Regions from separate parts of the Homo sapiens genome. Here region 2 is linked to region 1. Evidence: read pairs that join two places in POLR2A ChIA-PET (ENCODE). Cell type or tissue: GM12878. All regions are shown on one strand. Each heading gives the region's core, and the rest is flanking DNA. Links, peaks and the distances in the headings are about the cores only. Region 1 overlaps AKAP13 (A-kinase anchoring protein 13). Region 2 overlaps AKAP13 (A-kinase anchoring protein 13).

Evidence for each region. Peaks named below come from ENCODE experiments on the same cell type or tissue, not always from the same donor. Only the 100,000 strongest peaks of a DNase experiment are listed, where the experiment ranks them.
Region 2: POLR2A ChIA-PET joins it to region 1 with 14 read pairs; 8 of 35 experiments call an interaction of 5 or more read pairs at or near these places.

What each region holds. Positions count from the first base shown.
Region 1 is chr15:85,404,201-85,420,473 of GRCh38, reverse strand. The region is part of intron 1 of AKAP13 (A-kinase anchoring protein 13); the gene reads right to left. It also overlaps the pseudogene FABP5P9. Among named protein-coding and RNA genes, the nearest start is that of AKAP13, 32 kb to the right of the region's middle. RefSeq lists enhancers at 4,823-5,322, 6,662-6,956, 6,831-7,330, 6,178-7,377, 7,331-7,832. In GM12878, for the core only: CTCF peaks have their summits at 5,225, 5,800 (motif pointing right) and 6,913; a DNase peak (open chromatin) is centred at 6,803; H3K4me3 peaks cover 1,303 bases; H3K27ac peaks cover 4,496 bases.
Region 2 is chr15:85,467,882-85,484,154 of GRCh38, reverse strand. All of the region lies in intron 1 of AKAP13 (A-kinase anchoring protein 13), which reads right to left. Among named protein-coding and RNA genes, the nearest start is that of AKAP13, 95 kb to the right of the region's middle. RefSeq lists an enhancer at 2,374-2,533 and silencers at 3,068-3,117, 8,436-8,495. In GM12878, for the core only: no CTCF peak of the experiment used is centred there; DNase peaks (open chromatin) are centred at 8,654 and 9,254; H3K4me3 peaks cover 1,423 bases; H3K27ac peaks cover 3,425 bases.

The DNA of each region.
Region 1 (16,273 bases), core at 3,306-11,305:
CATACCATACCCTGCATCCATTCTTTTCAAGCAGGAAAGATAAGAAATCAACTCCAAAGATGAATGAACAGACTGGGCTAGGGAAGCCATCAATCCTATCCAAAGTCATGGGCCAGATATCCCAAGAAGCTGTTTTGCAGCTCAGCAGACAAAAGAAGTGACAACAGTCTACGTCTTGAAGCCATCGCTGCTCTATCAGAATACTGTTAAAAGAGTCAGATTAAAAAAAAAAAGGCCGGGCGCGGTGGCTCACGCCTGTAATCCCAGCACTTTGGGAGGCCGAGGCGGGCGGATCACGAGGTCAGGAGATCGAGACCATCCCGGCTAAAGCGGTGAAACCCCGTCTCTACTAAAAATACAAAAAATTAGCCGGGCGTAGTGGCGGGCGCCTGTAGTCCCAGCTACTTGGGAGGCTGAGGCAGGAGAATGGTGTGAACCCGGGAGGCGGAGCTTGCAGTGAGCTGAGATCCCGCCACTGCACTCCAGCCTGGGCAACAGAGCGAGACTCCGTCTCAAAAAAAAAAAAAAAAAAAAAAAACAAGAGTCAGATTCAGACACTTAAGCCTTCTAGAAATGACAGATGAATATGAAAGGTGTGCCTTCTTTCTCTCACCCTCTTCACTCTTTACAGCCTTACAGAGAAAATGAGGTACACAATTTCCCTTCTCTGTGCCCTACTTATCCTTAGATATTGACATTTATCAACAGAATAGATTACATACATATGTTGATTACTGACAAAAGGCATATACTATCTTTCAAGCTTTTTAAAAAAAGCTGTCATTATTTTGAAATGAGACATAAATACTGGTTAACCATCTCTCTACATTCCCTCTCCATCCCCCAACAAAAAAACTCACTAAACTTGGAAAATTTTTTATTCTCCCTCCTCAACCCAAAAACTAGAATACCAAGAATCTTTCACTCTTAAATGATTAGGCAACTATATTTTCATCTATCTTGCAACTAAGCAATCCTATACATAAAAATATCCGGGTCAACAGTGACATACAATTGTTTTCCAGAATGATACACAATGTATCAGCGGCCACGTTACTTGTATGACTAAGCTCAGTCCAAAATGCAGATCAAGTTCATCAGTATGATCGGTGAGTCTTTACCAGGAATAGAAATGGGGCAACATAATGGCAACTCACAGAGTATCAAAAGGAGAGCATTTTATAAAGTGGCCCTGAGGCTGCCATAATTAAATCTCTCAGAACCACGCATTCTTTTAATGCATACAAAGAAGTTTGCAAAGTACTTGCAAAGAAGTTTGAAAATTTTACAAATCCTATGATGATATGATACAAAGATTATACTTAAAGCAAACAGTGTCCACTGTGGAATGTTCAAAAATATACAAAGACTCTTCCCATCACCACCAAATTTTTCTGGAAATAATGGTTCTAATTAATGGTTCTGGAAATAATGGCTCTAATTAAACCCTTAAGGGTGGCATCCTTGAGCACAGAATCCATTTCTTATTTTAACATCTGAACATCTAAACAATGCCCAGCACACAGCAGGTACTATAAGCAGACTGCTGAATTTAATTATCTATACTTAAACCCATGTACAATATTTCAACTGTCTCCTTTTTGTGGTTAAAGTGGTCTTAGCCACTTGTGGTCTTTATTATTAATGATAACTATGCGATTGATTCCTTATCTCTAGACTAAATGCAATTATTTGCCTTTTAAATGCTACTTAAATATTTTATTTTAACCTACATCATCTCCTGTTCAGAGAAGTAAAAATTGTAAATATGGGAAAGACAACCAAATATTTGCATTATGACAAGGCTACTTTATCACTTTTTGTCATGACTGATTTTATTAAACTAGTGGCTATAATTATATGCTACAAGCTTAAATAATTCAACAACATGCAAAACCGAAGTCTTGGTTTCTTTACCGCTTATAGTACTGGCCACTGCACAGGTATCAGGGCTACACAATCCCATTATAGAGCCACCAGCCACATCTCAATTTGGGTTAGCCACATTTCAACTTGAAGAAATGTGGCCAGCCTGAACTGAGATGTGCTATACATCTAAAATACACACACTGACTTTGAAGATGGTACAAAAGGCCAGGCATGGTGGCTCACCCCTGTAATCCCAGCACTTTGGGAGGCCAAGATGGGAAGATCGTCTGAAGCCCAGGAGTTAGAGACCTGCCTGGGCAACAAAGTGAGACCCTGTCTATACAAAACAAAATATAAAATAATTAGACAGGCATGGTGGCGCACGCCTGTAGTCCCAGCTACTCGGGAGGCTGAGGCAGGAGGGTCCCTTGAGCCCAGGAGATTGAGACTGCAGTGACCTATGATCCTGCCACTGCACTCCAGCCTGGGCAACAGGGACAGACCCTATCTCAGAATAATAATAATAATAATAATAATGATAATAATAATAATAATAAATAATGAAGATGGTACAAAAAGAATGTAAAAATGTAAAATATCTCAATTTTATAATTACGTCAAAATGAACTTTTATATATTGAATTAAAATATTAAAATAAACTTCTCCTTTAATGTAGCAACTAGGAAATTTTAAATTACCTAGTGGCTGATATTATACTTCTACTGGACAGTACTGGACTGGAGCCAGACAAATCTAGGTTCAATTACCAGTACTAATAACTTCCTTGGTTTTGTGCTGCCTGATCAGCTGCTTAATACATAAGCTGCATTTCTCCATCTGTAAAACTAGAATAATGTCGCCTTCTTCACTGGCTCCTGGTGAGGATAAATGAGCACTTAGAACGTAATGGTTGGAATACAGCAGAAAATGGCAAAATGACAGTCATGTTTAATCGGCAAAAGAAAGATTTCAAACTTTGCTCTCAAATAAGTATCTCACAAAGTTTATCAATGGGCTAACAACAGATTGTTCTTTTAACAATTCATGACTTGTCATTACATTGCAACATTTCCATTCCTAATACCCATTAATCATACTGATTAACTTGACTCTACAACCTTGACCAATACTACATTCCAGTAATTTCTGGTTAATTTTTACATAAACGAATATTTTCTAACTTAAACGCCCATTGCTCATACGCTATTTCGATTCCACCAAAAAGGACCAGTGAGTATCAGAAAGATTCCTTTGGTCATACATACCAATTTTAAATTAAGACAAAGAAAAAGCAGTGAAGTCACCCATCCCTGAAAATGAGGTTTCTAAAATCTCAAAGTCTAAAAACTACTGGAAGCTCATCTGGCACATATTAAAGAAAGCTGGCTCCTGCCTAGGATAAACTATTAATATTTCTAATATCAATCCAAAACTTAATATCAAACAATCAGAAAACAATAAAAGGCAAAGAAAAAAGTTACCTTTTGTTCCTATGCTAGCAAGCTTTTAAGGGAAACAATGCAAAAAATCAGCTGTTCAAGTTAAGCATTAATTTTCTTTTGGAAAGGAATGAAACAAAGACAAACTAGTGAATAAAAATCCCGTATTTCATTTTGAAGCATAACACATTTATATTACTCTAATATATCAAACTCCACCAAATAACAAATGTCAATCCTATAATCATTTGTGGACAGCCGAGCTTACACATTACAGAACAATTTTAAGAACCCCAAATGTGTAAGAACCTCCAAAATTTGCTACCTTTAATGGGCAGGGAAAAGGAGAAATGAACCATGATAGGGAAACTATGGCCTTGCTGAAGAGTGGAATGGAGTGAACATACTGGTTTTCAGATGGGTCAGTTTTCAGCAGAATTCTGACCTTAACACTATCTCTGACATTCAAACACACACCAAAATTCCATAATCATAATAGATGTGATTCAATACTTAACACACCCTGCAAGTTAAAGCAAATTATGCAGCTTCTCTCAAATTTCCTTTTGCCCACTAAAAACTAGTTAGCCATGGAAGAAATTAAGTACCTGAGACATACTCATTGACCACTGGAGTCCCAAAAATTATCGTAGCTACCAGTCATGTCCACGGGAATTAGTGCGTAGAGGTATAAAATATGACTTTACATTAATGAAACTGATCATTTCTAAAGTGGCTTACCAGCAGGGAGGAAAAAAACCAGACTTAACAAAAGCACCAGTCCACCACAGTACCTGGCTACCCACAACTGAGTCTTGAACAAAATGTTACTCAAGCTGTTCACATAGTAGCCCCACTCCCAAGAAAGTACTGAAACAGGACATCTTTTATTTTTTAACTCCTTCCCCAAGAACCTGGCACAGTGCTAAACATAAACTGCACAATGAATAGAGGTATTTAACTAAATATTATGTGTCCATTTATGCAAATACATAGTACAATAAACTCTACAATTATAAAAGAGTAACCTATTCTTTAATGCTCTCAAAATTTTAGAATGTCCTTCCCTCCTTGACTCCTCAAAGCAAATATAGTTGCTCCATCCTTCTGTGCTCCCATCTCACTTCATTCGAATCTTCCCATTGACATTTACCATACTGACTCATTATTCTTCTATTTACAAATCTGCCTTGATCCATGAAAACTGAGCTCTAGGGGTTATGCGTACTGAACCACCAGGCTTTAAGTGCACCAGCTCTCTCATAAACCTCCCATTATTTTTTAAAAGATAATCATCAATATACACATCTCATTTTTTTTATTAGCACAAACACATTTATTTATTAACCAAAGGGATGATCCTAATTAATCCAACACACTTTGAAATAGCTGTATGTAAAATGTTTGGGATAAAGATAATTGAACACAGTAATGAAAAAAAAAAAAAAAGAAACGGTATGGAGATTTGCTCATTGAACTGAGCTTGGTCATTCTCTTAGTTAACTCCTGTCCAAAGTGATGATGGAATTTTTATTCTACTTTTTCATAGATCCGAGTACAGGTGACACTGTTCATGACACAGTCCACCACTAATTTCCCATCTTTCAATTTTCTTCTTATTGTGTTTTCCTTCCCATCCCACTCCTGATGTTGAACCAATGCACCATCTGTAAAGTTGCACACAGTCTGAGTTTTTCTGCCATCAGCTGTGGTTTCTTCAAACTTCTCTCCCAGGGTACAAGAAAACTGTGTTGTTTTCAAAGTGCTCTCGGTTTTTATGGTGAGGTTTTTGCCATCACAAGTGATGATACAATCTGGCTTGGCTATTGTGTCCATTTTTCGCAAAGCTATTCCCACTCCTAGCTCCTTCACATATTCATCAAAGCCTCTGCTGTCCACCAGGCGCCATCTTCCTTCCAGCTGCTGAACTGTGGCCATGAGGGGTGCGGGCGAGCTGGCGTGCAGAGCGGGGTCTGCGTCGGCGTGGCAGCGTGCTGTCACATCTCATTTTTTTTTAAAGGTATTTCCCTCTGAAACTCCTGGGATGCTGTTACTAATTATAGAAAAATTATGAATTTTCAGAGTAACTTCACTACCACCCCAAACCTGAGAGCAAAATTTAAGAAACAAACCACTCCAACATAGAAAACCCAACCAAAACAGTTGACAGGTCACACTTTCTCACATTCTGAAGTTACACTTAGGTGATTTTCTCCCATCCTAAAGCACCAATTGCATATAACAATCCCAGAATCCATTTTAGAAAACAGAATACTAACCCTCCTCCCAGACCATTTTAGTCACATCCAGTCATATACTTCTTTAATACAAGGCAAAGCCTAAGACAAGAGAAGGCATTAGGCAAATGTCAATGGTCTCTCCTTAAAGCTAGGACATCTCAATTTGTCATTTGCTCAAAGAGACTTTGAAAAAGAAACAAGAACAAATTAACTATTCATCTTAGAAATGCATCCACACCAGGAGAAGGCACTCTAACATAAGAATTAACAAAACATGTAGTCTACCAACTTCCTTATCTTATTTTGGAGCTCCCTCACCCTTTTCAAATTATACACATAAAGGAACACTCTGTACCTATACCATATGTATTAATACCAAGAGGATTTTTTCCCATCTTCATTCTCTATATCATCATCTAAATCTCACTACCCCTCATTTTTGTGTATGTATAGAAACCTTGTTAATTATCACCAGAATACAAAGCTATTGACTAGTTCAGAAGTGAAAAAAGAAAGCACGGTGGTCTTATTCCTCTTGGATTTTTTTTTACTGTGCTACTATTCATAAGTTCTCATTTTGTTTGTCCCTCATTTTCAAAAACCCTTCACACAATCAGCAATTCAATTCTACCACAAAACATGTATTAGAAATGAATAGGCAATCTTTACAACAGTTTAAATTTGCCCCGTCAAAGCCTGTTTACAGAATACAAATCTGAAAGACAAGTACCAATTATACACAGGCCACAATAGTGCTGAAAAAAAGGAAGACTGGTTTCAAGAGACAGTATGAACATCGGAGAAAAATCTGGGAATAACACATAAGTTAAACATGACGAAAAACCTTAAAAAGAGTTACACCTTTTTTCCTCTGCTTTTCAGGCTATAACAGGTACTCTCATTTCCATTTCCACTGAGGTGGTAAAAAAGGTTGGAGAAAACAATGAAAGTTGAATGAGTATAAAAAAGTATAATTAAAATATACATATATTCTTTAATAGAGGAGTATAATGGATAATGTAAATAAAGCTGTTCATATAAATTTCAAAATACATGTACCAAGACAATTTTAAAGTAGCTGTCTATGTAATATAAAGTTGAGTTAGTAGGGCACGTGGGATACTGTGAATATAAATGCTTCTGAGGCGCTCTCAATCAACAAACCCACCAAGCAGAAACAACTATTGTGCTAAGAATCCTAACAAGGGCCTGAGAACACACTGCGATCTCACCGTCCGGAGCTGAAACCGTGATGACACATGTTCCTGTGCAGGGTGCCTGGGTTGAGTCACTTCCCCTCTCTGAATCTCTACTTTCATGTTTGCTTTTTCAGTCACCTGATGCTTGCAGCACAATAACCCAAAAGCCAGGGGTCAGGGCAATGGTGCTATTCTCTTCACCTTCACCTGACTTCAACTCCATCCCCACTTCCTTGTCTCCCAATGGGAAAACTCCTGAAAATAACATTTTCAGACAATCTAAAGTTTCTATACCCCTGAATGAAATGAAAGAACTAGCATAAGCAACGACAACTGAACTACAGCCATCCTGAAAAATCTCTCCAACCTTGAGCTAGATTCACATACTAACTACTAGTAACCATAAGAAACTAAGCCCACAGTCTTCCAGTTACGGTCTGTTCTGAAGTTCTGAAAGAACCACCTTCTAAAGATCCAGCTCCACAAAACAGTACAAGACTACGTGACCTGGGATAAAAAGAAAACATGCGCAGGATCTTCAGCCACTGCTCAACCTTGCATCAACAATCTTCAGACAACAGCATTCTGCACTTTTCCCTAAGGATCAATTAGCAGTGCGGACACAGTGCCGACTTACAAACTTTTCTGTGAGGCAGCAGAACATCCTGATGAAAAGCGCAGGCTTTCAATTTCAACTTAAACTAAGTCTAAAACTTAGCTCTACTACTTACCTCTTAAATAAGCTTGGGCCAATTACTTGACCCGCCAGTGCCTTAGCCCCCTGATTTGTAAAACTAAGGTAATATATACGTTGCAGGATAAGATAAAGGTTAGAGGAGATAATATAGGTACGGTGTTCAGTGCAGTGTCAGGCACATATTAAGTGCCCAATAAATATAACTCAGCATTATGAAAGCAGATACTAATTATTTTCCTCTGTGTTGTTTCTATAAAGATTTTCAAATAAGAAACTAAAGTATTTCATGAGGATCAGCTTATTTCAATCCATTGTAAGCTATAATCAGTGGTTTGAAAGTTCTTGGTTGCCTGAGCTCCCTCCTTTTTACTCTTAAAAACTGAGAATCCCAAAGAGCTTTTGTTATGTGGGTTATATTTATTGGTACTTTATTGTATTAGAAATTAAAACTGAAAAATTTATAAAATATTACTTCATTTTAAAATTCCATGAACTCATTACAAATAAACATACTTTTATGAAAAATAACTATGTTTTCCAAAACAAAACAAAAATAAGAACGTGGCACTGTTTTACATTTTGGCAAATCTCTTTAATGTCTGGCTTAATAGAAGACAGCTGGATTCTCCTATCTGCTTCTGCATTCAAACGGTTACACTGTTTGGGGAAGTACATTTTTAAAATTTTGCCTCAAATAGATACCCAATTTGAAAAAGGAGTAGTATTTTAATAGTCTTTTGGGATAGTTGTTAATATTCTTTTTCCATGTTACACCAAAACTTGACAAGTGGTAGCTTCTTAAAGAGTTAGTCACAATGTGAAATCTGAAACTGTATCAATGACCGTTTTGTACTCTGTTACATTAAAAGTGACTGGTCTTTCACTTTGAATGAATCGTTTACCCAAGCATGATTTTTGCTGTAACATCATACATTGATCATTTGTGAAAATACTGGTTCCTTGAGTTATGCAGATCTTCCAAATGTAGATACATTTCATTATACAATATCAAAAATCACATTTGTTAATATCATTACTTTACTCATAAAGCTTTTAAATACTGAAAAGCTGTCAAGCTCATGGTGGCGAATACATATTTTCCAAACTTCTGATTTTCACTTGCAAACTCAAATTTTATCACTGGCAACAAAGACTCCACTACTTCCTTGAAGTAAAGGCTTGCTTTATTTTCAAGAAGGTATCTGCCAAATAACCAATTTCTGGATAACCACAGCTTATCAAAGTCCTCCCTTCAAATAAAAATGGAGTTTCATTTAAAAAAGCAGTTAGTTGGCCGGGCGCGGTGGCTCACGCCTGTAATCCCAGCACTTCAGGAGGCCGAGGCAGGCGGATCACGAGGTCAAGAGATCGAGACCACCCTGGGTAACACGGTGAAACCCTGTCTCTACGAAAGATACAAAAAATTAGCCGGGCGTGGTGGTGGGCGCCTGTAGTCCCAGCTACTCAGGAGGCTGAGGCAGGAGAATGGCGTGAACCCGGGAAGCGGAGCTTGCAGTGAGCCGAGATCGTGCCACTACACTCCAGCCTGGGGGACGGAGCAAGACTCCATCTCAAAAAAAAAAGCAGTTAGTTCACCTTAATGTCCATCACACGAGAGCTTTACCTCAAGATAACCACAATACTTCCACGTGCAGAACTCCTTTGCGCATATTTCCCTTTTCTTCCCACATTTTTAAATGTGTGCTCAAAGGTTGAGATTTAATAAAAGTAATAATGTTCACTACTTCATCACAGACATTAAGTGGAACTGGCATTATTTCTCACTCACAGTACATGACTGTAATGAATACCGTGACTACTGGAGCTCAGTTTAGTTCACTGTCGTGATTGATTCTAAGGCATCGGCAGCTTCACCCATTGTTGCTTTTGCACTATGCACTATCAGGTCAAATGTCTGCACACTATAAAAAGGTAAATAATGTTTTCATGTGTTGACCTCACAGACTCACTGAAAGAGTCTCAGGAATGTTCAATGGTCTACTGACTACACTTGGAGAACCAATGTTATAGGATCAATGAAGATCCATCAATTACCTACGTGTGTAGAACCTGTATAGAGTACAAGTCATGATTACTACTACAAGGAACTAAAGGGGACAGAACATTTTCTTAAAAACACACAAAAAGCTAACACAATACAGAGCCATTTACAATCAATTGCCCAATGAAACAGCACAGAAAATAAATGCCATAATCATTCTGAGAACGGAAAATGATCTCTATGGGCTGGACCAGCTAGAGAAGGATTCAAGGAGGAAAGGGATTTGAGTTAGGCCCTGAAAAACCAGGCAAGGTGAAGAGGTGACAGCATTCCAAGCAGAGAGCACAGCACAAGCACGTCCAGGTGACAGATGGTAAATCTGAGAGTCGCAGAAGAGAAATGGCCCACCTATCAAGCATCTTACCCCAGTCCAAGGAAGATAAAATGCCTTGACTGACACTGCCAATATACTAATGACCAGGGAAGAAAATAACTGCAAAGGGGGGTTAAGGTCAAGGTAGAAGGAGTTGGACTGCCAAGCTTAGTGTCTGAACTTGATCCTGAAAGCATCACAAAGCCCCTGAAAGGTGTTTTGGAAAGGCCAGTCCAAACAGTGTACAGGAAAATTAAGAGAAATCTGAAGCAGAAGACCTATTTTGAAGCCATTCTCATGACCCAGGTGAAAGTCGACAAGAAGGGCATGAGTAGGGAGACAGCCCCAAGACAACTACTACTGTAAGACATGGTACACAAAAGCAGGTATGACCAGACTTGCTTCTAACTGGACAGCTGGTGATGAGCGACCAGCCCGGGGAAGTCATGGTCATGATGCTTATTCTAATAACCACACCTGAGGGCCATGAAAAAGAAAGGAAGGAGACATTACTCAAAAGATACTAGGTCATAAATCATACCTAGAAAGGAAAATTCCAGAAAAAGTGAATACCAACCCTTTTTCAAATTATAAAATTATATCATACTCCTCTAAAGGAAAATGGAGGAAACTAATTTCTTCATTTGAGCTCAGTAAAGTTACTATAAAAGCAACAACCTCCCTTATAATTTAAGGTTCATTAAAAAACTACTAGCTGCATCAGGCCAGGCGCGGTGTCTCACGCCTGTAATCCCAGCACTTTGGGAGGCCGAGGCGGACGGATCATGAGGTCAGGATATAGAGACCATCCTGGCTAACACGGTGAAACCCCGTCTCTACTAAAAATACAAGAAAATTAGCAGGGTGTGGTGGTGGGCGCCTGCAGTCCCAGCTACTCGGGAGGCTGACGCAGGAGAATGGCGTGTACCCAGGAGGCGGAGCTTGCAGTGAGCCGAGATCGCACCGCTGCACTCCAGCCTGGGCGACAGACAAAGCGAGACTCTGTCTCAAAAAAAAAAAAAAAAAACTACTACTAGCTGCATCAAAGAATATAATCAACAGAGTGAAAAGGCAACCCACAGAATGGGAGAAAATTCTAGCAACTCTTATTTAATAAGAGATTAATATTTAGAATACATAAATAATTCCTACAACCAATTTAAAAAAAGGGTAATGGACCTGATAGGGTGGCTCATACCTGTAATCCCAGCACTTTGGGAGGCCGAGGCAGGCAGATCACCTGAGGTCAAGAGTTCGAGACCAGCCTAGACAACATGATGAAACCCTGTCTCCACTAAAAATACAAAAAATTAGCTGGGTGTGGTGGTGCACTCTTTCATCCCAGCTACTCAGGAGGCTGAGGCAGGAGAATCGCTTGAACCTGGGAGGCAGAGGTTCCAGTGAGCAGAGATCGTGCCTATGCACTCCAGGCTAGGCGACGAGTGAAACTCCATCTCAAAAAAATAATTAAATTAAAATAAAATAAAAATGAAAAACAGGCAAAGGATTTGAACAAATATTTCTCCAAAAAAGATATACAAATAGCCAATAACCACATAAAAAGATGCTCACATCACTAACTACTAGAAAAATGCAAATCAAAACCACAATGAGATATCACTTCACACACTATAAGATGACTACTGTCACAAAAACAGAAAATAACAAGTGTTGGTGAGGGTACAGAGAAACTGGAACACTTGTGCACTGCTGTTAGAAATGTAAAATGGTACAGCCACTATGGAAAACAGTATGGCAGCTCCTCAAAAAATTAAAAATAGAATTACCATATGATCCAGCAAGTCCACCTCTGGGTACATACGCCAAAGAACTGAAAGCAGGGACTTCGAAAGATGTCTGTACACCCATGGTCAAAGCAACATTATTCACAATAACCCATATGTGGAAACAACTCTAGTGTCCATTGGTGGATGAATGGATAAACAAAATGTGGTATATACATACAATGGAATATTATTCTGCCTTAAAAAGGAAATACATTCTGACACATGCTACCACATGGATGAATTCTAATGACATTGTGCTAAGTGAAGTAAGCCAGTCACAAGAACGCAGACTGTGTGGTATCATTTACATATAGTACCCAGAATAGTCAAATCCATAGAAACAGGAAGTAGAAAAGTATTTGCCAGGGACACGGAGGAGAGAGAAATAGAAAGTTATTGTTTCATGGGTACAAAATTTCCGTTCCGCAACATGAAAAGAGTCATGGAAATGGACAGTGGTGATGACTGCACGACAATGTGAAAGAGCTAAATGCCACTGCCTCTGCACTTAAAAATGATTAAGACGGTAAATGGTTAAGATGGTAAATTTTATGGTATGTGTGTTTACCACAATTAACATTTTTTAATATTCTTAAAATATCAATTACTGGCATGCAGTAAGCAGTTGGTACTTTCTAGATGAATAAATGGACTCTAAAATAGATTGTGGGCAAAATCAAGAACCACTTTGAATGAGGTAATCTAAGCCAAATGTAAACATTACCACTTCCAGGAAGCCAACTCCTCTCCCATGCCAGAATGAATCATGCCCCTCAGTGCACTCTCATTCACCCAGCAGCCTGTGCTAGAAATTCCCAGTTATTCTGGACAACTACCACCTCCTAATTCCCACCATCTACTCAACAAGTTTCATCCATTCAACTTTCAAAATGTCCATTAGATCTGCTGGCTCCCTTCCAACCTCACTGCATTCAAGCCCTCACAATCTGTCCAAAACTATGGTAATGGCCTCCTCTAACTTGTCTGAGAGGCAATGCTCCCTTCTCCCTCTGCCAAGCCACTATCCTCTACTGCTCACAGAATGAGGTATCCAAAACAAAACCAGACTATCCTCCCTTTTGCTTCAAGAGGACAAACTAAAAGACGCTTCCACCCACCCCATTTTGACTTTCTAACCTAATTCGGTGACCACACCCTATCCACACGAAATAATTCTACACCTCACTGCTCACTGAGTTCAAACACACCAAGCTCTTTGACGTCTGTTTCTTTGCACACAGTGTATCACAGCAGAACCATCATTCCATTCTTTCTCTCCTCAACCCAGGCCTGGCAAATTCCTACTCATGCTTTAAGACCCAGCACAGGCCGGGCACGATGGCTCATGCCTATAATCCCAGCACTTTGGGAGGCCAAGGCAGACAGATCACCTGAGGTCAGGAGTTGAAGAACAGCCTGGCCAACATGGTGAAACCCTGTCTCTACTAAAAATAAAAAAAATTTTAAAAAAATTAGCCAGGCATGGCAGCGCATGCCTGTAGTCTCAGCCACTCGGGAAGCTGAAACAGGAGAATCTCTTGAACCCAGGAGGCGGAGGTTGCAGTGAGCCCAGATCGCACCACTGCATTCCAGCCTGGGTGACAGAGCAAGACTCCGTCCCAAAAAAAAAAAAAAAGACCCAGCACACCCGTCCCATCCCTCATCCCTCATCTGTGTTCCTTAGAAGCCTGTATACCACAAAGTTGGTACTCTAACATTGTTACACAACAAATTTCCATATCTCTCACTATACCCCAATTATCTTTGCATTCCTAGTGGCTGGTGCACATTCCTTCTGCTTAAATATTTCTTCAATGAGCTTATACTACTTGTAACTAGCATAAAATATATTATTTCTGTTTTGTAAGTAGGACAAAAAATCCAGAGATCTTATCCTCCAGAGACATACTCTTTGTGGCCTAGGACTGTGCTTTACTCTCCCTTGGTTCTTTCAGGGCCTAGCCCATAATATGCTGTCTCATATTGTCTGCTGAAAGGAATTTCAAAATAGAACTACCCCTAGAAACCATCAAATTAGCTTTTATTATGCATTTTTCTCTCAAAGTGTCTATGTTCTCCTAACACAAAATGTTATGAAATCTAATTACATTTACAAAAATTAGCAAAGAAACAACACTGCAAACAACTTATTAGCCAATTCATGTCTCCTAAAACAGTAACACAAATAACATAAGTAGTTTATTTCTAAATAGGAATTCAGACTGGAAAGGTCAGTAACTGCTGTATATAGTACCTCTTCTTCTACCTTCCAATGTCCTATACCATAATTGATCTACACTTAAAGAAAAAAAATTCTCCCCAATTATAGGTACAACCACAGACAAAAAATAAATGCTTGCTGGACACATATGTGTCCAGCAACGAGCAATATGGTATATAAAATAGGTACTGTTTTTCCCATCTTACACACAGTGGAACTGCAGCTCCAAAAAAAAAACAAAAAAAAAAACTATTTTCTAGTCTAAGGTCACAAAAATTAGTTGAGAGAGAGCAAGACTTGAAACCACAATCATAAAACCATACAATGTCATGGGAATTTTAATCATGGTCCCTTCACTCTTCACTCAGGATGGTAAAGCACACTTACAGGCACAATGGAAATAACTGCACTACCGTGGGGTGTGCAGTCTTAATCAAAGATCCAGAGAAATAGTTTATTTATCCACTCTAGTTTTTGTATCTTAAGAGCATTTTGGTCTGGCTCAGTGGCTTACACCTATAATCCCAGCACTTTGGGACGCCAAGGCAGGAGGATCGCTTGAGGCCAGGAGTTTGAAACCAGCCTGGGCAACATAGTGAGACCCTGTCTCTACAAAATAAAAATTACAAAGTTAGTTGGGCATGGTGGCACATGCCTGTAGATGCAGCTACTCAAGAAGCTGAAGCAGCAGGTCTGCTTGAGCCCAGGAGTTCAAGGTTGTGGTGAGCTGTGATCACCAGTGTACTCTAACAGCCTTGGCGATGGGGCAAGACTCTGTCTCAAAAAAAAGAGGGTGGGGGGTGAGGGCAGGTATTCTACCAGTAGTATGACATGCAACAGAGAGTACTTTCTTCAAGAGACACATACAACACCTATCATTTGTCCTAAAGGCTACTCCGTTAGAGAAGTCTGGAACGGCTTGCAAACTGCAACAAAAAGAACACTGGCTTTGGAATGAAATTGACTTTGGCCGAAGTTCTGGATCCTGCCCTTACTAGCTCAATAAGTATCCTAGCTTCTTTGTATCTCATATTTCTGTAACTAAAACACAGAGATAAAATCTTCACAGGTTAGTGAATAAGGCAAATAAACAGCATCTAGCACATAGTAAGCACTCAATAAATAAATAAAGTTTCCTTCAACCTTTGCCAACCCTACCAGAATTTTGTCTCCAATTTTTGTATCCACACAAGATTAGAATTCAAATAACTTACCCGGTCCATAGTAAAATCAGTATGTGAATCATGGATTTTTGTCAAACTCATTTGTTTCGTGGATACAAACTTCACAACCAAAGTTAACAAAGTGAGCTAGAAGCCAAACTAAACTAGAATCTGGGTCTTTTAAACTACCCAGTTCAAAGCTCTTTAGTAAAAGGGGAAAGACTAACACCATACGAAGAGAAACCAGAGTATAAGTTCAGAACACAGATTCAAAGGCACAAATCTTTCAGGAAAACATCAGTAGAAACAACAAGACACCAAGACAAAACTAAGTCTGAATCGATTAAAACACATGACTCATCTATTCATAAGCTCTAGACTTAGAAGTCACATTAAGAAACTTCACAATGGATCTTTAAAACACAAAACAGACTTTAAACAATGGTAAGGAAAGCTCACCAGAATGTGCTAGGATACAGCATTCCAGATAGCTTATAAAAAAAGAAAAAAACACAACCACTGCTACATAAGGCCCTACTGAGTACTAAGAATGAACACACACAATGATAATAGCTAGAAGGAGGTAAGTGCAAGCAACGAAGGCAAAATAACTTTAAAGATAGTAACAATTTGTCAAACAAAGGCAAATTAATCATTGGCTTTTCAACACAGCCACAATCTAACAGCCATTCATTCAGTAAAGATTACTGAGCCCCTACCATAAGCTGGGAGCTAGGTACTAAAGATACAAAGGTGTGACACTAGCCCAGTAAAGGGAATGAGATATACAAGTACAACTTTACAACCAGGATAGGAAACAGTGTGCCAGAAATGCTTGAGAGGTCAGAAAGACAGCTTATAACCAACTGTGAGAATGAAGCAGGGTTTATGTAGGAAACATCCTTCAAGACTTAGCTTGAAAAGCTAAGGCAGAATTGGACATGAACAGATGGGAAGGAACATTTTGTGTGTCCCTAGGGTCTAGCCTCCACATTGGCACACAAAGTAATCAATATATGTTTCTCAAATGCATGAATGGGCAAAGGCACATGATGATAAATAAATACTTCACCACAGTGAGAGAACAGTTTTTAAAGCGTGTTGTTGCAGAACCAAACTGTGGCAGGCCTTACTCAGATTTTATTCGGTGGGCAATGAGGAACTACTATTTTTAAATGGGGCAGTGATACGACCAAAACTGAGCTAAAAGAAGAATAAACTGACAAAACATAAAACAGGTGACAGCTAAAAGAGAAAACCTGCCCTTAACTATGCTATTGAC
Region 2 (16,273 bases), core at 5,184-13,183, 62 kb before region 1:
CACTGGCCTTTTAATCAGCTTTCCAGGGCCTGCTCAGACTTGCCTAGGACATGGGAATGAAAGAACCTATAAATTTATGGACCAATCTACCTTAACTAACTTGTCAAGTGTTCCTGCATCAAGCAGAAGAAATATCAGTGAAATTTATACAGGAATTAACACCTTGTTAAGCCACAAAAATTAAAAGAGTGTCGTCCAATCTTGTAGCTTCCCTGGGCCACGCTGGAAGAAGAAGAATTGTGTTGCGCCACACATAAAATATACTAACACTAATAATAGCTGATAAGCTTTAAAAAAAATTGCAAAAAAAGAAAATTTCATAATTTTTTTGTTTGTTTGTTTTTGAGATGGAGTCTCGCTCTGTCGCCCAGGCTAGAGCGCAGTGGCACAATCTTGGCTCACTGCAACCTCTGCCTTCTGGGTTCAAGCAATTCTCCTGCCTCAGCCTCTCGAGTAGCTGAGATTACAGGCACCCGCCACAACACCCAGCTGATTTTTTGGTGTTTTTTTTTTTTTTTTTTTGAGACGGAGTCTCGCTCTGTCGCCCAGGCCGGACTGCGGACTGCAGTGGCGCAATCTCGGCTCACTGCAAGCTCCGCTTCCCGGGTTCACGCCATTATCCTGCCTCAGCCTCCCCAGTAGCTGGGACTACAGGCGCCCGCCACCGCAACCGGCTAATTTTTTGTATATTTAGTAGAGACGGGGTTTCACCTTGTTAGCCAGGATGGTCTCGATCTCCTGACCTCATGATCCACCCGCCTCGGCCTCCCAAAGTGCTGGGATTACAGGCGTAAGCCACCATGCCCAGCCAATGTTTTAAGACAGTTTACGAATTTGTGTTGGGCCACATTCAAAGCCTTCACAGGCTGCATGCAGCCTGCAGGCCACGGTTTGGACAAGCCTGGATTAGAGAAATCTACAGAGACAAACTAGTGACTTAGCAGCCCTCTGATGTTTCGTGATTTGCAAGAAACTTCGGATGACTATGTGTAAAGACCACAAACATCAATTTAACTGAATGGTTCCCGCCACACTGGAATGAGGAAGCTGAGCAAACTTAGAGGGCTCTAAGAAAGGGCTGATGTCATCTGAACTGTTCGGAATTATAAACTCCTCTAAACATGTTTCAAAACCAGAACTCGTAAGAGTTGTTCTGATACAAGGATTAAAAGAGGGATGACAAAGTGTCTGTCCCTCACACTGGTCAAAGGGACAGGTCATTGTTATGCTGGCAACACAGGCTGCTGAAAAGAATGTATCTGTCAAAAGTAATCAAAGTAATGACCCCAGAAGGCTCCAGAAACAGACTGGTAAATTCAGGTTGCTTTCAGACTTCCACAATGCTGGCACACAACGGGAAAGACAAAACTAACATTTACAGAGCATTATATTTGATATTACATTTAATCCCCACTAAAAAGATACTATTTCCCCTATTTCACTAGTGAAAAAAATTGATCTTTCAAAGGTTAAATCATTTAACACCAAGGTCAAAGGGTAAGTTGGAGAGACCAGATTCAAACCCAGTCTGACGTTAAAACGTGTGTTTTTCCCCCCACATCGTAAGAGGATCTCCTGCTAATGACCTCAAATCTAAAAACTGACTTGCCCTATACCTCGAGCCCCATCCTACAAACTCTCCCTGACATTGTTAATTCAGCTGTCATTGTGCACCTACAATGTGCCAGACACCATACTCCTCAAGACTCTGTAGGCACAGAAGGAACAGACAAAAATCCCTACCTTCATAGATATTATTCTAGGGGTAACACAGGTAAATAAAACATTAAAATAAATAGTTTTCACACAGTAACAAATTCTATAGAGAAAAATAAAACAGAAGAAGGAATAGCAAATGAGGGAGATGCCCTTTAAAACATGGTGCTGAGGGAAGGCCTCCCTGAGAAGATATCATTTACCCCAAAAATAAAAAAGCAAGTAATAGAAATAACAGCTAAAAGGTGTTCTAGACACTTAAACCTGCCACAACATTGAGAACTCAGGGTTCTGATGCAAAACCTCGCTGCATATAATGCATTAACTTATTTTATACATTTAAACAAACTCTACTTAAGAACTGAGTTCTAAAGGGAGGAGCATATTACAGGAAGGCAGTTTTTGGTCAGAGTAAACACACTTAAAAACTAAACCTACTGAAAGACCAAGAACAACTGAAAGTCTTTGCTTTGTCAGTAGATTTTTTTACCAAAATGAAAATTAAAGAAACACATCATGCCCATCCAATGATTTCACCAAGGAATTTTAAGAGAGAAAATCCTACTTCTTCCTCACCCAGTAGCCAGTGAAATGACTGAGCAAATTCACAAGTTCACTGAGGCTGCTTTCATGTAACACAGGGACAATACATGACAGACACAGTGGAACCCTACAGGTTGCCTAGTATTTAAAGACTGTGAAGAGGAGGAAATGTCAAAATTCAAAGTCTTAAATGATGTGGTTTTAAGTATGTTCAGCAATTTCACCACTCAGTAGTAAAGCCAGCTACAGTTGAAAGGAATCAGAAATTTGAGGGGTGTGAAATAAGCAGAAGCACAGAAGTTAAGAATTTGTATTCTTCCCACATTTTCCACTTTATTTTATACTGATGAGAAAAAACAAATTTAATAGTTTTCTGCTGTATAAAAGAGACACATTCACTTTATGTCAAAATAAGAGTCACTCAATTTTAATACAACTATCTCAATTTATAAATTAACATTCTCCCCCACTGACCACACACAGTAAGTCTCTTCTGGTGTTGTTGATTAGAGAAGCAAAAGTTGCTGCTACAATTCTCTTCCTACATTTTAATATAAACAATCATCAGTCTTTTCTTCATAAAGTGCAGTGTGGACACCATCATCAGAATGTACCAGCGCTGGGTGTGCAAAGTTTACAAAGATCAGCAATAGCAAAAGTTTGGAGATTTTTGAAATTCATGCTGCTGCAAAGAACTATGTAAAAACCACTCACTATAGAGGACCACAGAGAAACTCAGGCATGAAGTTATATGGCTGTGTGATTGGTTTGGGAAAAGGAACAGAAAGCATTTCCACCAACCCGTATGTCTGAACAAATGACTGCAAAACCTCAGAAGCTACGAAAATGTTTATATACTAACCAAATACCTCTTAATAAGCCAGAGAAACAGTGTGTCTCCTTAGGACAGACGCGGTGGCACACGCCTGTAATCCCAGAATTTTGGGAGGTCAAGGCAGGCTGATCACTTCAGATAAGGAGTTTCAGACCATCCTGGCCAACATGGTGAAACTATACATGTCCCTACAAAAAATACAAAAATTAGCCGGGTGTGGTGGCGGGCACCTGTAATCCCAGTTTCTGGGGAGGCTGAGGCATGAGAATCGTTTGAACCTGGGAGGTGGAGGTTGCAGTGAGCCCAGATTGCACCACTGCACTCCAGCCTGGGCAACAAGAGAGAAACTCTGTCTCAAAAAAAAATAAGAAGAAAGAAATGGTGTGTCTCTATCCAACAGCTTTATACATCTCACAGATATTTTCAGCTTAACCCCCCCACCCCCACCACCTACATCTCAATACAGGAAAGTAATAGGGTGCCATACAATATTCTCTAGACAATAAATCAAATTCAATCCCAAGTCCTCTACAATTAACTGTATTACCTTGAGCAAGTCACTTAACTTGTCTGAATCTTCATCTCCTTATGTGCAGAAAGAGCATAATAATGCTTCCTATACTGTGGGGTTACTGGAAGAGATGATCCAGGTAAAGTATTAAAGCACACTGACAGGCACATAGCAGAAGCCAATGCTTCTCCCTCTTGCAGAGTTCCTGAGTCTCAATGGAGACTAACCCCACATAAGATACTTTGAAATCCATAAATGGCTAAATGAAAGGCTTCAGATACTCAGAGACGCCTTTCTGGTAACTTCTTAAAATACGCTGGTGGGTAAACTACAATTCTAAAATATAATACAATAATCATAGAAAAGAATCTGGAGGAACGAACACCAAAATGTTAAGTGTACATATCTCTGGAGATTACAGGAAATTTTCATCCCTAAATAATCTGTTTCTTAATTGTAACTATTCAAATAATGAACAGATATTACTTTTTAATCAGGAAGAAAACATTATACACAGCATGTCTGTTTTAAAGTCCCTTGTCATTCAATACATCACAACTGTACTGGAAATAAGTAAAAAGACACTGTTTCCTAAATGTGTAAAACTGAAGACATCCACAATCTTTACCAAAAGTCCCTAGAACCAATAAAAAAAAATTAAAATGAGAATGTATCCAGATGTACATTAACATCAATCAAATTCACTATTCTTTAGCCACACCTACACATGCTACAAGAGAAGCCTTTAACAAGCGCTCCACCATTAATGACATGTCCCTAAAAAGGGGGGTGGGGAGTCACAGGCCCAACATCATATAACAAACTGGAAACCCTTCTGTACCTGTTAACTTGGTGATCTCAGCATATTTTCTAAGGACCAGCTGTCCAGGTCTGACATACCTACCACATCAATTGACAGGGTTTTTGTCACTCTCAACAGGGAAGCTTCCAAATCCACAAAAAAATAGGAGGGGGCAGATCACCCCTACATCTGCTCCCAGTCCCAACAGGCAGACAGCAGCTGTCTGGGACTCAGCCAAGTATAAATAGAGCATTTTTACCTGCAGGGTACTTCCATGGCACAATGTGCTTCAAATGAATTTCCATGGCCAGGGATCCTGCTAAGACTGGGCTACAGTCAATCCTTCAAAACCCACAAAAATTTCGAGTGAGGGTTAACATGGAAATGACAATGCATACTTTGGATTCTTGTAAAAGAGTCAATGTTCAGCTCTTCCTCCAGGAAAATAACAGGATCCAAAAACTCTTTCCTTCAACCCACGGAGCCTGGGCTGGTGGCTATAAAAATGTTATGCCCTGGTTGGGGAGGCTGGGAATATGAGCTAGAAATTCTGAACAACGGAAGAAGACCAGGATACAAAAAGTAAATACGCTTTTCCTGTTGAAGATGCCAAGTTCTATCAAAAAAGTAAAATACCACATGGGCCAAATATATTTCCTGAATAAGGGACTGAGGAAGTCTTACAAGACCCTCATGAATGCTTTACTTTTGTTTGCAGCTACATTAATAATTGAGCAGTTAGTTTTAAGCAGCGATTCTTGAACCTTAGTACACATGAACATCAGTTTAAGGCCTTGTTAAATAAGGCTGATTCTCATTCCCAGGACCAGAAAGAGTAGAAATCGGGAGACCAAATCTGGTGATCCTTTGCTCTGGAATCATGACCCACACTTCGGGAAATGATGTTAAGACTCATAATATGTGTCTGATTCTCATACGGAACAGTTAGCCCTGCTCTGCCCCACTATCATATGATGGTACTTACTAGCCACCAAGACAAAACACAAAGCACTGAGCCCAAATGGGTAAGGCGAGGGGTTGGGAGTGGGACAAAGGAGGCAGGCATGACATGAAGGAAATGAAGAGTCTAACACAGGGTAACATTCAACAGTAAAACAAAAGAACATAGCAAATTAAAACAACAGCAACGACAAAACAGTAACACCCACGTTCACTCATTTAATTTATTCTTTATCAACGCTGGATTACCCAAAAGGCATAAATGATCCTGAGTTTGGGCCAAACACATGCACAAACACCAAATCAATGTAATTATCATGGAAAAAAAATCAGAACTCTTACAATAATGAAATACAAATAATTTAAAATAGTAAGTTAAATGTAGTTTTAAAAAATCAGAACTCTGACATCCTTATAATCATTTTAGAGTTTATTTGAAAGTTGTGTAGGAGAGTACACTATAATCTTTTCCGTGTTTAGGTTATCTTTTTCTTGACATATATTTATAATATGTGCCTGGCACATAAAAACTCAATAAAGGGAGATAATTTCACATTTCTGAGCCCCTAAAATATTACATGTACTAAGTTATTGAGCTTTAGCAATAAATAATATGTGGTTCCTACCACTTTAGTAAAGGGTCATATGTATGTAAACAGATATTACAGTATGATGAGCACAATAATAAAAATGTTACAAGGATCAGGAAGGAGCAATAAACTCTCTAGAAGATGGGGGGTCCAGACAGAGATTACTGGAAGAAGCAAACCATGGGGAAAGTTCCACCAAGTGGACACAGGAGGAGAAGCACAGGATAGAAGGAACAGCACGCGCCAGATATGACAGCACAGTGAGTAGCTGAGAACTACAAAGATGAATAGGAAGTGCACGCAGGGGATCGTGGGGAAGGAGTCACAAGAGGCATCCAGGTCAATCCACATACCTCAAAGTTGCCCAGCCTTAGAAACAGAGGCAGGGAGAGAGAAGAAAATACATAAACCACTGTGACACAGCTCCATACTAAAGAAATCTCAGCCATTATACAAGGGAAAAATAAATGTGTTGCAGCTAAATGGGGAAAAAAGAAATCATGGCCCTATAATGGCAGTGGTATCAACAAAGCTCTGCCTTTTTTTTTTTTTTTTTTTTTCCTTTTTTTAAGCTCAGTTCAAATTTCTGTTCATTCACAACTGCAGGTTCAAAGATTCACAAAAAGCAGCACTGGAAAAAGTTTGTAATTGTGTAGCGTAAACTCAAACCCAGACACAGCAAGGATCTGTTGGGGGCCCCAGCCAACAGGGCCAGGCCAGACTCCCACCATGACTTCCCTGAGGTGCAGCAAACAACAGCTGGTGCCCCATCAATTTACACCAGCCTCTGGAGTTTCTTAATCCCAATCCCAAATTACAAGAACTTACAGGTAGAAGGGGTCTTGGAAGTAGCCCAGATCATTCTTCTTCCCCAAGGAGGACTCACTGCCAATGTGCCTGTCTCTGCTTGTAGACTTGAGCACCAGGGCCTTATCACCCTGAGAAAATCTCTCTATGCCCCACTCGCACCTCTGACTCAACCTTCCTAAAATGCTATTTTCATTCTGTAGCACCCTCTCTGCCTTCACAGAAGTAAGTAATCTTTTAGAACAGTTCTTTTGGGATACCAGTGCCTTTACTTTAGGGAGTTCTAGGGCATGGCACTCAAATAGTAACCTACCATGACTCGAGAAAGGGAGAGAAAAGCATAAACATAAAATGTGATCACAGTTTTGGGAACACATTTAACCCACCTTAGTTTTCCTAGAGCTTCCAACCTCCAGAGCTTAAAGATGGAGCCCTGTACTCTGGGACCCATATTCCTAAATGCTGCATCCACAGACACACATGGCCAGCACATGATTAAGCCCACTACATTTCTTCTGTAAAAAATTAAACGTACTTATTTTACAACAACGATAGACAAGCCACTTGGATGAATAGTTATTAAAGGAAAGGATGATTGCAGAGTCCTCATTAAGATTAGAGACAACCTTCTAGTATTTAAGAATCATTTGATGACCCCAACAGACTAATGTAAGGATAAAAATTAGAGTACTAACGTAATTCAGAGACAGAGACAAAAAGACCTAGAATTGAGTTGTAAATGTGGCACTTACTGGCTGTGTTACCTTGGACAAGTTACTTAACTACCAAGCTTTATTTTCCTCATCTGTAAAATGAGAATACATAAAATTAAAGATGTGTAGTTAAAGGTTTAACACAGTGGTAGGCAATAAGAAAATAATAAAGTAAGCTCCTATTCTTCTTGCCTGTTATGAATTACATGATAGCCTTTCAGCACTAACCTTCTATCACATTCAGCTACCACATCTCTCAGGACATCCTCATCACTGTGTCGATCCCTAATTCTAAATAAAAGGTGATGGTGAGGAAAATATACATTCCAACAGATAAGGTACTCTATTAAACATACCATTTATCATTGGTGAGCTCTCAGAAGCCATCCACCATGCCCCCACTACCCCTCTGGTGCCTCCAAAGAGTGTTCAGGGTCCCTCATTATCTATAAAGCCTTACTGAGCACTCTTTTCTTCCATACCACACCTTCCATCCAGTCCCTGCATACCTCACATGCATGCACCATGCTCAGTCCAGTCCTCAAGTCTTTGCTCATGTTCATGCCCTCCACCCTTGCTGATTTTAATAGGATTATCACTGATAATCTAACCCACACTATCAGCAGTAAGTCAAATACTATCTTCTATTTTTCTTTTATTTTTGTGCTTGCCTTCTCTCCCCAACTTGTTTTTAATCTAGTCTACTGCATTGCAGATGTCTCCTGTAGCACCCTCCACACCACTACTGCTCATGCCACAGCACCTGGCACAGTACTGAGCCCCCAATGAATGCTAGAGAAATAACTGTTTGACATGAACATCAGAGACAGAGAAATTCATCAGCTGCTTTGCTGCACCATAGTTTGATGGCAAGGGATCCACAGTTATAGCTATAAGTACAAAAATCAACTCATCAAAACAAAAATGTCTAAAAATCACTCTAGCCCCAGAAGGTTAAACTGGTAGCTCATTAAAGGCAGCATGAATTCTGCTAAGTGTTAAGCAATCCAGCCTGAAGCAATTTGCTTAATCTGCCAGAGAGGTAATAGGGACCAGAGCTGGGGAATTCAACATCATATAACTAGACAACCTCAAAGTGAAGGGGAGGACAAAGAGCTACTTAACACTATACTTAGGATCCCACATGATGGTTGGTACCTCTGGAAAGAGGAACTCATGGACATGTTATTTCAATTCTCTTTTGGTGTTTAACACAGGCTTGTGGTTTCCTGCAAAAATGGTTTCTGCTGCTTTGCAAAGATCTATATGGAGAAGAAAACTCCCAATGGCCATTCCACAGGTGAGAATTTTGCCACCAGCTGTATCCTGTTATCCAAAGGAAACGGGAACCATAAGCTGCCAGGAGGTCCAGACACAGGAGAGGAAGGCCATAATTCAGTGAGTGCTGACATTCCTATCCCTACGGTAATAAGAATAAACTTTAAATTTAGAAAAATTCTTACACAGCTGGGTTTTATGTAAATTAACTTCAGGAGGGGTTAAAATAGATATCCGGCAAAGAGACTGCCAAATTCAAGCCTTTACACTTCCTTCATCCTCCCCAGCCTCTATCAACCAAAAAGCAGGCTGTCCAATGGGCTAAACCAATTATAAACCACCTGGAAAGACTAAATATAGGCAGGTAGGCTCTCACACAAATGAGGACATTACTGAGCTGGATGACCTTACCTGGACAAATGCGAGACCTGTTAGGAATGATTTCCAAGGCAGGCACGGCCCACCTTCTCACACACGTTATGTGACTATCGAACGAGTCACACAAGTGTCAGAGGGGATCAGAGACGTTAAAAATGTCAGTTACCTTGTTAATTATTAGACTGGTTCTTGTCTTGAGAATAAATATTGTCTTCAATGTTATAATTTCACAATACTAAGCCTTTAACATCTTGAGAACAATGACACTGGAAACACAAGGTGGTAGGTTTTTGTTAAACCACCTATCAAAATTGGAAGGAAAAGTTTTAAACAATGAAGACTTCAAATTAAAAACTTGTATATGTCATAATTAAGTGAAAATTCTACAGATATGAGGAAAACTTCAATATTCTAAGCAGTCCCCTATTAAAGATTTTGTTAATGTTAATCGCTTCAATGAAAAATTTTATTTCTAATGGGGAATTTCTAATCATAAAACATTCCTGACATGAGTAATCCCTTAGACAGTCATTCTTGCTCTTATACACCAAGCAAGGATATTTCTGAAAATACTAATGCATTTATTTTATGTGGCAAAGAACTAGGTTAGCCAACTAAAAGCACATGAAAATTAATTATCAACACTGATGCCAGGTCAATACAGAACTTGTGACAACATGAATGGCATTTTTAGCAGAGAATCTGACTATTTAAAGACAGCATTTGGGGAGTGGGGCAGAGGGAAAGAAAGGAATCAGGAATATATGTTTTAAACTACGAAAATAATGGGCTTATGAGCTTTTACCTCTTGGAGGAAGAGCTGAGAACATGTTAGCTTGTGTTTTTTAACCACTGCTACTCCTGCTGATGGAGAGTCAGCCACATGTTTGATACAGAAACCCATGTTTACAGTTGGGAACACTTTTTTCATCCTATGTAAGTCACCTAGAGAAAGAACTGATATCACAGAGACTTTAAACTTTCAAACTAGTAGTTGAGTGGGCTGTATTTCTTAAGGATTCTGCTGTTCAAGTAAGAAGTGAGGATTTTATTTCCTCATTGCTTCCCATTATCATTTTTTTCTTGTTGCTTATCCCAAGTCAGGTATGCCTGTTTACTGGATTAGTGTCAGTGAAAGATGAAGTTTACAGAACATCTCCTGTGCACTAAATTGCTGCACAGATGGCATCTCATTTGACCTACCACAGGCCTCTCAGGCGAGTGGTTATTAACTCTGTTTTCTACAGAGGAGGGAGGCCCCTGGCTAGCAAGAGGTTGGGCTTCACCTCCCTCCCCTCTCATGACCCTCTTACTATGACCAAAGCAGTCCATCATTCTTCAGTTGACATGGGATGTTTAGTTGATTCTGAGCTTTGGCTGTCTCTGGGTTTTTGAAGCAACCTGAGTTCTTTGGTTTTTCAGATCAGTCTGAATTCTGGCCATCTTCTAACGATGACTAATCTAGCACTGAACCAACTGCGTGTTGCAGTGGGGGCCTCCTGTGGGGCCTATTTAACTTATGTGGAGAATCAGAAAGCCAAGGTCTCAGCATTCTCTGGAGGGTTTATTTGGACTTTTTATAGTTCATTCTATCTATAATCTCGGTCCAGAGTATGCACTCAAATATTTGCTGAATTGAATTATTTCCCTTTCAAATACTTTTTGTTTGCGTGGTTTACATCTTCTCTTACTTGTGCCTTCCACATCAAATTGCTCTCCTGACAACCTGGGTCTGTAAGCCTACATCCCTACTCTTTACTCCCACCCCCACACCCGCGCCCAGTTAACAAAACCTGCAAAGCAGTAGCTTTACTTTTAGGACCCCGTACCTTGAAATCTTCAGTCTTTTTTCCCTAAATTAATTTACTTTTTGACTGTAACAGTTTTCAGGGAAAGTAGCCAGTTGTGCTCCTTATGTGCTTATTATGACCAAATTATTAGCACGTGGGTCATTCTGTTACAACAGTGATTTTATGAAACACCTATGTGTATTTTTTGAATTTTTGAAGTGTAGTAATTTTAAAGGAAAGGGTACTATTTAGCAGATGTCTAGCTGTTTCTCTAGCTATATTCTTGTGTATATGTCACATATATTAAATATTTAAAGTGTCACATACATAGTAATATGGCCTGTTTCCACATTTACTAGAAACAACAGTTTATCATTATGCATTTCTGTTATATAAGTGCTATTTATCTTTTCATACACAGCTACAAATGCTAAAATGTTTTAAAGCACCAGGTCTGTATTTTTCATGACAACCTTATTTTTTATTATCTTAGTTCAAGTGGGGAAATTAATTTTATTCCTCCCCTATATGAGAAGTTCTTAATATGTAAATCCTCTAAGAGTTTCCTACTAAGAGGAGTTCAAAGCTAGGTGTGGTGGTGCACACCTATAGTCTCAACTACCTGGGAGGCTAAGGGGAGAGGATTGCTTGAGCATCTCCTCCCTTGAGAAGTTTGAGGCCAGCCTGGGCAACGTAGCAAGATCCTTTGTCTACATTTTTTAAAATGTCAAAAAGAGTTCAGAAAAGTTGAAATTCAGGGAATGAACACTGAAGCTTCTCTTAAATGTTTTATTTCTAAATCCAGAACGAGTGTTATATTACCCCAATTTAGACTGGCAATAACTTGTTGAAAATTTGTTGAGTTGTTGTCTTTGTTTTTTTTTTTTTTTAAGAGATGGGTCTTACTATATTGACCAGGCTAGACTCCAACTCCTGGGCTCAAGTGATCCTCCTGCCTCAGCCTCCCGAGTACTTGGGACTACAGGTGGGCACCACTGCACCAGCTTCCTGCTTTGTTTTTTGTTTTTTTTTTAACCTAGTATATGACTTTAAACTCAGATCTAATCTAACCAATTCTTCACCATAGCATTGTTAAACAATTACAAGTTGAAATTTCAAATAATTGTAACAGCATAAAAAACCATGAAATACTTAAGGACAAATTTAATGAAATGTGTAAGGCCTGTATACTGAAGACCGAAAAACTTGCTTAAAAAAATACAAAACTAAAGATCTTTTAAAATAGAGAGATACATGGTAAATATATTAGCTTAATATCATTAAATGTCAACTTTCCCCCAAACTGATCTACAAATTTAATGCATTTCTAATAAAAACACCAGTAGTCTTTCATAAGGCAAGCTGATTCAAAAACACATGGAAATGCAAATGACTTAAAATATTCAAATCAGTTTGAAAAAATAAACAGAGCTAGTATAAGTTCAAAGACTTATATTACCTATTATGCGATCCCATTCTTATGCAATTCTAGAAAAGGCAAAAGTAGTGACACAATGTAAACCAGTGCTTGCCTGGACCCAGGGATGGGGGGAGGCGATTACAAAAGGACAAGAAACCTGGGAGTGATAGGAATGTTCTATTTGCTGATTGTGGTGGTGGTTACGTACGCAGTTATCAGAACCAACTGACCTAAGCACTTAAAATGGGTGAATTTTATTGTGTTTAAATTATACCCTAAATAAAGCAGTTTTTTGTTTGTTTGTTTGTTTGTTTTTTGAGACGGAGTCTCACTCTGTCGCCCAGGCTGGAGTGTAGTGGCACCATCTCAGCTCACTGCAAGCTCCGCCTCTTGGGTTCATGCCATTCTCCTGCCTCAGCCTCCGGAGTAGCTGGGACTACAGGCACCTGCCACCACACCCGGCTAATTTTTTGTATTTTTAGTAGAGACAGGGTTTCACCATGTTAGCCAGGATGGTCTCGATCTCCTGACCTTGTGATCTGCCTGCCTCGGCCTCCCAAAGTGCTGGGATTACAGACGTGAGCCACCGCGCCCAGCCAATAAGGCAGATTTTTAAACTTTTAAAAAATATCTTCAAACAATTCAACAGTTCTTTATAATGCTGTAATGCTTTGTGTCATTGTGTTGAACACCAATTGTCACTATTCCATGGCTGAGCCTGGTAGAAAATCTCAGCTTCCTCCACAATGAGGGCAGTAACAGGCTGGCAACAAGAGGCCAGCATGAAGTCACAAGGGACGTGGAAAGTACATAAAACTAGGTAACTAAGATAGTGCCAGATGTTTGTTTAAAAGCGCTACAAAGTGAATAGATAATAAGGATAAGAATGACTAAAATTACACTGAAACTTAACCAACTGCAGTCATGATGTTATAGCTCAGAGAAAGCATAAAATTGAATGTTCCTGAGATACTGCATCTCTGTTTCTCCCCACATCTCCAAAGTAACATAAAATCACTGAACTCTCTTCACTGTCAATGCTTAAAGCACTGAGCCTTTGTCTAACTGCATGTCTGTCAGATGCATGCTGGCTACTTCAAACAAAAGAAAGTGATTAGGGCATACTGACTTTATTATAAAGTTACAAAATGAAAGGCAAGGAGGGATAAGAAAAGCTATTTTGGAAAGGGAAAAGCTACTTTAAAAAGACCGATCGTGAGCCTCTAAACTAGTTAAGAATTTGAAAGAACCTTGTACAAACCACGTAATCTCTCTAGGTGTCAGATTATTCCTCTATAAAACAAACTATAATGTTTTAATGCTACTGTTTTAAACATGTTTGTTTTATAAAGCAGTATGTCTGAGTTGAAAGTGAATTACCTTTATTAGCATCGAAACAGAATCAGGCACAACTCTTATAAACTGGCGTTTTAAAAAGGCACTGGCAGTTCTTCCTCCTCTACTATGGACTCTTGGGAATGCAGATTCTGTTTTGTTTTGGTTTGGTTTGGTTTGGTTTTTTGAGACAGAGTTTCGCTCTTGTCACCCAGGCTGGAGTGCAATGGCGAGGTCTCGGCTCACTACAACCTCCGCCTTCTGGGTTCAAGTGATTCTTGTGCCTCAGCCTCCCGAGTAGCTGGGATTACAGGTGCCCACCACAATGCCCGGCTAATTTTTTGTATTTTTTGTAGAGACAGGGTTTCACCGTGTTGGCCAGGCTGGTCTCGAACTCCTGACCTCAGGTGATCCACCCACTTTGGCCTCCCAAAGTGCTGGGATTACCGGCGTGAGCCATCACAACCAGCTGATTCAGTTTTCTTTAGTACTGCCCTATATGTTACTTGGAAGAGAGATTATTGAAGGCTGCCTTTCCCATGTAGCGAGAGGTTGAGAAAAAGTACCATTATTTCAGAACACTCATGAACTTTTGTCTTTAAATACTACAATTCTCTGCTAAAAATGCCATTCACATTATCACAAGTTCTGTATCGACATGGCATGTAGATTGTAAAACTGGAGTTGACAGTTTTCATGTGCTTTTAGTTGACTAATCTAGTTCTTTGCCACCTAAAATAAATGCATTAGTATTTTAAGATTCTCTGTTCAGGGGTCTAATGTGTTCTGGCCAAAGTCTATGTGCACACTTATTAACAGATGAGTTAGTTATTTAATGCATGCTGCTTAACAGTCACAGTATCCTTGCACTGGAGGAAAACAGGTCAAATAATAAATCTGTATCTTGCAGCTGGTGGGTCCACCAGAAATGGCCTGCAAATGATGACTCCAGATGAGCAGCTATTCCAGAAGTAAACTTAGGGATCAATGCTAAACTTTATACCTAAAACAGCACCTGTCTTTACCAGATTAATCCATTTGTCACAATCTGGAACTACCTGGAAAGAGGTAATCCTGCTGACAGGAACACCCAATAGTAATATCCACTGTACATAGCAACTACAGCCCTAACCTCAGGTCTATCTATTCTAGAAGGCACTATTATATGCAGTTCCTTATTAATAGAGGCACTTTCTGGTTGCAATAGGACATATATCCGCACATGACATCTCTCATTTATCCTCTTAAACATTTACACACCTGGCCTGGTGCGGTGGCTCACGCCTGTAATCCCAGCACTTTGGGAGGCCAAGGCGGGTGGATCACCTGAGGTCAGGAGTTCAAGACCAGCCTGGCTGACATGGTGAAATTCCATCTCTACTAATAATACAAAAATTAGCTGGGCGTGGTGGTGCACGCCTGTAGTCCAAGCTACTGGGGAGGCCGAGGCAGGAGAATTGCTTGAACCCAGGAGGCAGAGGCTGCAGTGAGCTGAGATCACGCCATTGCACTCCAGCCTGGGTGACAAGAGCAAAAGTCTGATTAAAAAAAAAAAAAAATTTACACACCTAATAAGGGCCAGATCAACTGGTAGTCACAGCCCTCAAGGAGCTCTCAATCTGTTAGGAGAGACCTGTATGTAAACTCCTAATTGCAAGGCAATGAAAATATTCTACAAGTATTTGTGAAGCATGAAGGGTGAAATGGGGGCAGCTTCACAGAAGTTATGCTCTCTGACCTAAAAAAATTAGTAAAGACTAAACTCATTCCCCAAATGTTAATTTAATTATATTTTAAGTCAGACTTCATACAAAATTCTACAAATCCAGTTCATATTAGAAACTACTTGTTGTGCTTTGCTTGGATAAAGAACAAAATATCTGAAAGTGATACAACAGAACTCATCTGAGAGAACCAAGACATCTCTTTAGTAGCCTGGTGTTCTTTAAAGCATCAAAGCTATATTGTTAAAATGCTAATATGCCTATTCTTCCAAGCTACAAATCACGACTGATTTTACCAAAACTTAATTTTATCTCAGTCTGTTTCCAAAGAGTTATTACCTCTCATCTGCTACTAGAGATTTTAAATAGTCCAAACTTAGAGGACAACTACTAAAACCACGAAAAGTCATAACACAGTGTGATTTTCCAATCTCAATATACCTCTAGAAGGGCTAAGACTCTGACCGTCTAAAAGGGGCATCAACCATAAGACAGTATACTCAGGCTATTTCAAAGATGTAATGCAAATTGAGGGCCAGACTAGAAAAACAGACAGGCTTCCCAATTTCAGCTTCTTGCAGCCTTAATAAGTCTTCATAGAATACCTCAAAAGTTCCTTTACCCTGAGAAATATAAGAATGCTTTTCCAACATAGTCTTATAATATTCATTCACCCAAGAAAGAGTTTAAGAACCACCTACTCACACAACATTTTGAAGTTTTGTTGTTCTTTCACATTATTGAGACAAAAATACAAAGAAATTAAAATGTGCAAATTTGAGTACTTGAACATATCAGAAATCAGGCATCAAAAATGTCCTCCTCAACTCTGCCTCCGTCAACACTTGAGTCAGTAAGCTGGATGAGGACA